2 separate regions of the Homo sapiens genome follow, and region 1 is linked to region 2. The links are chromatin loops, found by intact Hi-C in ENCODE. Cell type or tissue: dorsolateral prefrontal cortex. All regions are shown on one strand. Links, peaks and the distances in the headings refer to the core of each region. The heading gives the core; the rest is flanking DNA.

The links. Hi-C counts contacts between places; a loop is a spot of excess contacts. Peaks named below come from ENCODE experiments on the same cell type or tissue, not always from the same donor. Only the 100,000 strongest peaks of a DNase experiment are listed, where the experiment ranks them.
Region 1: it touches region 2 in a loop (3-fold over the local background); 1 of 110 quality-filtered maps calls a loop at or near these places.

The regions. Positions count from the first base shown.
Region 1 is chr19:5,296,220-5,299,125 of GRCh38, reverse strand. All of the region lies in intron 1 of PTPRS (protein tyrosine phosphatase receptor type S), which reads left to right. Among named protein-coding and RNA genes, the nearest start is that of PTPRS, 43 kb to the left of the region's middle. RefSeq lists an enhancer at 427-927. In dorsolateral prefrontal cortex, for the core only: no CTCF peak of the experiment used is centred there; no DNase peak of the experiment used is centred there.
Region 2 is chr19:5,626,363-5,629,268 of GRCh38, reverse strand. SAFB (scaffold attachment factor B) reads right to left here. Exons shown (of 21, transcript NM_001201338.2): 2 at 2,780-2,864. Among named protein-coding and RNA genes, the nearest start is that of SAFB, 4.7 kb to the right of the region's middle. In dorsolateral prefrontal cortex, for the core only: no CTCF peak of the experiment used is centred there; a DNase peak (open chromatin) is centred at 1,588; H3K4me3 peaks cover 969 bases; H3K27ac peaks cover 2,009 bases.

The sequences.
Region 1 (2,906 bases), core at 276-2,775, 330 kb after region 2:
CATGTAGTGGGTGCTGTGGGGAGGACAGACTGGAGGGCGAGGGTGGGAGGCTGGGGACCAGGGCAGAGGTGACTGTGCTGGTCCGAGCAGGCAATGATCAGGCTGGATGGGTTGGGAAGGGAATATGGAGAAAGATGGACAAAGTGAGTAGAAATTTAGGAGACAAACGTGAGAGTATTTCCAGACCAACACCATATGGGGTGAGGGAGGAAAAGCAGTGAGGGCCAGCTTCCAGGTTCTAGCCTGAGCCCCTGGAAGGACAGAGCTGCTATCAGCAGAGTTGGGGAAGACATGGGAGGAATGGCTTTGCTGGATCCAGCCATGCCTGAAGGTGTCACACATTTTCCAGGAAGGGGAAGGTAGCCTGGCCTGCGGGGGCGGACAGGTGAAAAAGGCAGACATGGAGCTGGGGCGTGCCTGTGGTGGGCATCATGCCCGCTGCGGTGCGGCTGGCGGGTAGACCCGGCGCCAGGGCTGTGATGTGAACATGGGTGAGGCGGGCTCCTGGCTGGTTGGCACCCGCCCATGCCCCGGGTCATGAATGCTGTGCTAGGTAGGAGGCGGGAGCCTTGGGCATGGGCAAGACCAGGGCAGGGAAGCTGAGAGGAAGCTGCCCAACCAGTTTCTCTCTGGCTCTCACAGCCAAGAGTACAGAGTTTGTACCTAAATGAAATGTCTGGGGGTTTTGGTGCCAAATATGAAGGAGGTGGGACAGACAGGCTGGGGGAGGGGGTCCTGCCCCGGTCAAGGGTATGGTTTTATCTGAGGGTTCCCCATCAGGGAAGGTTTAAAGGCTTGAGAACATCCCAATGCAGTCACCCCTGCTTTGGAAGTTTCTTCAGGAGACGAAGGGACACAGCTGTGTCTAAGAATGTCCCTCACAGTGTTGTTTATAAGGGACATAATGGGATAAACAAGTGGGAATTGATTAAATTCTGTGACCCGGACACTGGAACATGGTCTGCTAATGGTGATCCCCATCGAACGAAAGAAAAGCACCCATTCGTATGCATAGAAGAAAGACTGGAAGGAGGCCGGGCGCTGTGGCTCACGCCTGTAATCCCAACACTTTGGGAGGCCGAGGCGGGCGGATCATGAGGTCAGGAGTTTGAGACCAGTCTGGCCAACATAGTGAAACCCTGTCTCTACTAAAAATACCCAAAAAATTAGCCGGGCGTGGTGGTGTGCGCCTGTAATCCCAGCTACTCAGGAGGCTGAGGCAGGAGAATTGTGTGAACCCGGGAGGCAGAGGTTGCAGTGAGCCGAGATCGTGCCACTGCACTCCAGCCTGGGCGATGGAACGAGACTCTGTCTCAAAAAAAAAAAAAAAAAAAGAAAAGAAAAGAAAGACTGGAAGGAAATGGTTAGCCTCAGGGCCATCGTATTTGCTGTTCCTCCTGCCTGCAACTCTGTTGTCATAGGTGTTTGTATGTCTGATTTGCTCTCTTCCTCCAGGTGTAAATGCAATTATCACCACTTCTAAGAGGCTCCCCCAGGGACCCCCCAGTTTTTGCAGCCTTGCAGTGTGGTTTATTTAATTATTTTTGGCATCTCTTAGCACTGCCCGGCCTTATGTTATTGACAGTGTTTGTTTTTCTGTGGGTGTCCATCCCCCCTGCAACTAGTCTGTGCCCCCCAACAGGGGCAGGAGTGCTGGTTCCATCATGCTTACCACTGTGTCCTCAGCACAGCACACAGTAGGTGCTCAGCACATGTACAGGGAAAGAATGAATGAGAACGGCCGCATGAAACAGTTTCTCTCTAGGCGAGGGATGGATTGTGGGTAACTTTTATTTTCTTCTTTATGCTGATTTTACCTAATTTTCTGCTGCACGCGCCTATTTTATAATTAGAAGAAAAGTTATTTTGAAAAAAATTACCCCCCAACGTCCCAGCTGTGGGAGCTGACGTGATCCAGCCCCGTGTTCCTCCCCAAGGGCAGCCGCCTCCTGGGTGTATACAGAGGACATATCAATGGAACGTTTTTGGAGGGGTCCAGGGGTCAGCCCCCAAGGGCACGGAGTAGGCGGGGCAATCAGGGAGGGCTTCCTGGAGGTGGCCACCCTTAACCTTTAGGGTGCTCAGGCCAAAAACCCAGAAGTCATCCTTGAGTCCCCTCTTTTCTGTACATCCCCAAATGAGCCGTTTAGAAAATTCTATTGGGTCTGCCTAGAATGTGCCTTTCTCCCTCATCCTCTACCCAGTCCAGCCCCAGCCTAGTCATCCCCCACAGTCTGCCCTCCCCACAGCAGCTGAGCATGTCTGTGAGTACCTGAGTCAGGGCCTTCCTCTACCCACAGCCCTCCATGGCTCCCACCTTCCTCAGGGTCAAAGCCCAATTCCTCCTGGAGGCCTCTGAGGCCGTGCGCATCTTGTCCCCATTCCTTCCCTCCCCTCCCTCCCCTCCCCTCCTCTTTGTCTCCCCTTCCTCACTCTGCTCCAGCAACACTGGCCTCCTCGCCATTCCTCCAACACGCCAGGTGCAGTGCTGCCCCGGGGCCTTTGCATGGACTGAGCTCTCTGCCTGGAATCCTCTTTCACTTTCTCTCACCTTCTCCTGGTCTTTGTTCGCATGTCACCTCCCCTCTCTCCTATCCTGTGTTTATTTTATTTTACATTTTTTTAGAGATAGAGTCTCGCTCTGTCGCCCAGGCTGGACTGCAGTGGCACCATCCTAGCTCACTGCAGCCTCAACTTCCTGGCCTCAAGCGATGCTTCCGCCCTCAGCCTCCCAAGTAGCTGGAACCACAGTCATGCGCCACCAGGCCCAGCTAATTTTTAAAAGTTTTTGTAGAGATGATGGGCTATATTGCCCAGGCTGGTCTCAAACTCCTGGCCTCAGGCGATCCTCCCTCCTCATCCTACAACCCTGAACCCAATCATCCTCAGGGCCCTTACCACCATCT
Region 2 (2,906 bases), core at 157-2,656:
AACTTTTTGTTTTTCTAGACACAGGGTCTTGCTCTGTAACCCAGGCCTAAGTTTACTTTTAAACATTGTACATACACACACAGTCTGGAGAAGTATGCCTAACTTTTAGTAGTGGGCTGTCCCGACTGTGAACAACTTCTGCTTTTTACTCCCATGCACGTATTTTAAAACCTGCCGGGCGCAGTGGCTCACAACTGAAATCTAAACGTTTTGTGGGGCTGAGGTGAAAGCACTGCTTGAGGCCAGGAGTTCAAGGCTGCAGCGAACTATGACTGCGCGACTACCCTCCATCTGAGTGACAGAGTGAGAACCCACCTCAAAAACAAAACAAAAACAGCAACAAAAGCCTGTAGTACAAGTATTTGCTTTTATCAGAAGAAAAAGGAAAACAAAAAAGGAGATCCACAGGCTCTGTTTTTTGCTTTTATTATTTCTTTCTCCATTGATTTTCCAGGACTCTTTGCCTTGGCAGAAGTATACTTGAGTAAAGGCAAAAACACGCAATGTATCATGAGCCACAGAAGTGACTTCATTCTGCTGTTCTCCCAGCACTTACCCCAAACACTGTGGCTGACACTGGGGCCTGACTCTCAGATATTTAAACCCAGTACTTCACCACCAAGTATTAGTTATTATCTCATTTAGTTTTGGGCCCTGAGAACCAGGCCTTCAATTACAGGTTGGGCAACCCTATCTGAAACTGAAACCTTCTGAGCACTGACATATTGCCACAAGTAGAAAATTCCACACCTGATGTGTGGAATTAGTGAAAGTTTTGTTTCATGCACAAAATTATAAAAAATATGGTATTAAATTATCTTCAGGTGTATAAGAAACAAATTTCTTGTTTAGATTTGGGCCCCAATCCCAAGATTATCTCATTATGCGTACGAAAATACCGCACAAAATCCAAAAAATGAAACCCTTCTGGTCCCAAGCATTTCAGATAGGGAAAACTCTACATGAACCAAGAGAACATTCGGTCTACAAGCCCAGCTTCAGCTGATTCTTTTTTTTAGGGGGATGGAGTCTTGCGGTCGCCCAGGCTGGAGTGCAGTGGTGCGATCTGGGCTCAGTGCAACCTCCACCTCCTGGGTTCAGGCAATTCTCCTGCCTCAGCCTCCTGAGTAGCTGGGATTACAGGAGCCCGCCACCACACCTGGCTAATTTTTATATTTTTAGTAGAGACGGGGTTTCATCATGTTGGCCAGGCTGGTCTCGAACTCCTGACCTCAGGTGACCAGTCCGCCTCAACCTCCCAAAGTGCTGGCATTACAGGTGTGAGCCACGGCGCCCTGCCTCAGCTGATTCTTTCTTAAGCCAATAGTTGAGTGTTACCAAGTTAAACCATTGAAGGGGAAAGAAAGATAAACAAGACACAGCCCTAGTCCTCATCAATCTGCTCTTGACAGAAGGCAAGATGACATAAATATTAAACCAAGGGGTAAGGAACTATGCCACGGGAGGACAGAGGACCCAAGGAGACGAGTTGCTATTGGTGGGATGGATCAGTTGTCTTTTGAGGAACTAGGTCTCTAAGGCAGACAGATGGGGAAGGGTGGGCGGAGCGAAGTCACAGAGAACCAGGAGAGTAAATCACGTGTTTGGGGCCTGACTAAAGCACAGGGTGTGGGGGATGGGCAAGAGAGATTTCGGTAAGATGGTGAGAGTCATGTCATGTGGAATGTGACTTTTACTGTATAAGCTGCTTTTAAAAGAAATGTTAAAGTGACAATTCTGTTTTTGCCAAGTGCTGTTTATAAGGGATGTTATTTTCTCCAAGTCCAAGCAATAGGAGGCTCAGGCAGTCCTACTTTTTGGACTCCATGTTGGAGTTCAGTGGTGCCATGATAGCTCAGTGCAACCCTGAACTCCTGGGTTCAAATGATCCTCCCGCCTTAGCCTCCCAAGTAGCTAGGAAAACAGGCGTGCCTCGACGCCTAGGTACTTTTTTTTTTTGGCAGTGGATAGAGGCAGCCCAGGCTGGTCTCAAACTCCTAGACTGAAACCATTCTCCTGCCTTGGGTTCCCAAAGTGTTGGGATTACAGGTGAGAGACACTGTGCCCCGCCCCCACCCCCCTTTTTTTTAAGAGAGACTGGGTCTTGCTCTGTCACCCAGGCTGGAGTGCAGTGGTGCAATCATTAGGTCATTGCAGGCTTGAGCTCCTGGGCTCAAGTGATCCCCCTCCTAAAACTCCCAAGTAGCTGGGATCACAGGTGCATGCCATCATGCCTGGCTAATTTCTTTTTGGTGGGGATGGGGGTCTCCCTATGTTGCCCAAGCTGATCTCAACCTCCTGGGGTCAAGTAATCCTTCCGGTTCAGCCTCCCAAGCAGCTGGGACCACAGATGCATGCCACCACACCGGGCCTTTAAAAGTTTTTTTGTAGAGCTGGGTTTTGCTATGTTGCCCAGGCTGGTCTTGAACTCCCAGGCTCATGTGATCCTCCTACCACAGCCCCGAGTCGCCTGGAATTACAGGCACACGCCACTGTGACTGACTCCCAAAAGACTCCTTATTTAAGGACCGCTGACAATCTACAGAGGAAAATGAATAAAGGACAAATACTCCTTCCATCCTCCATTGGAATTCCCAGATACCAAGAAAACAAAACACAGTAGAGAGATCTTGAAAGAAAATGCAAAGCTTCGCTGAAGGCTCCCAGTTCAGAGTGGTTCACAAGTCCAACACACAGACAAGTAAACGAGGCACATTAGCAATGTATTCGTTTTGAAGAAAGCACTTAACATGAAACTTGCTTATGAAATCCTCCATACCTTTGCTAGACCTCTTTGATGTTTTCTTGTTTCCCTCGGAGGTAATTTCAATTTCGTCAGGATTACCACCTTCATCTTCAATTGCCTAAAAAGAAGGGAAAAGTAAAGTTGATCCAAAAAGTCAGCT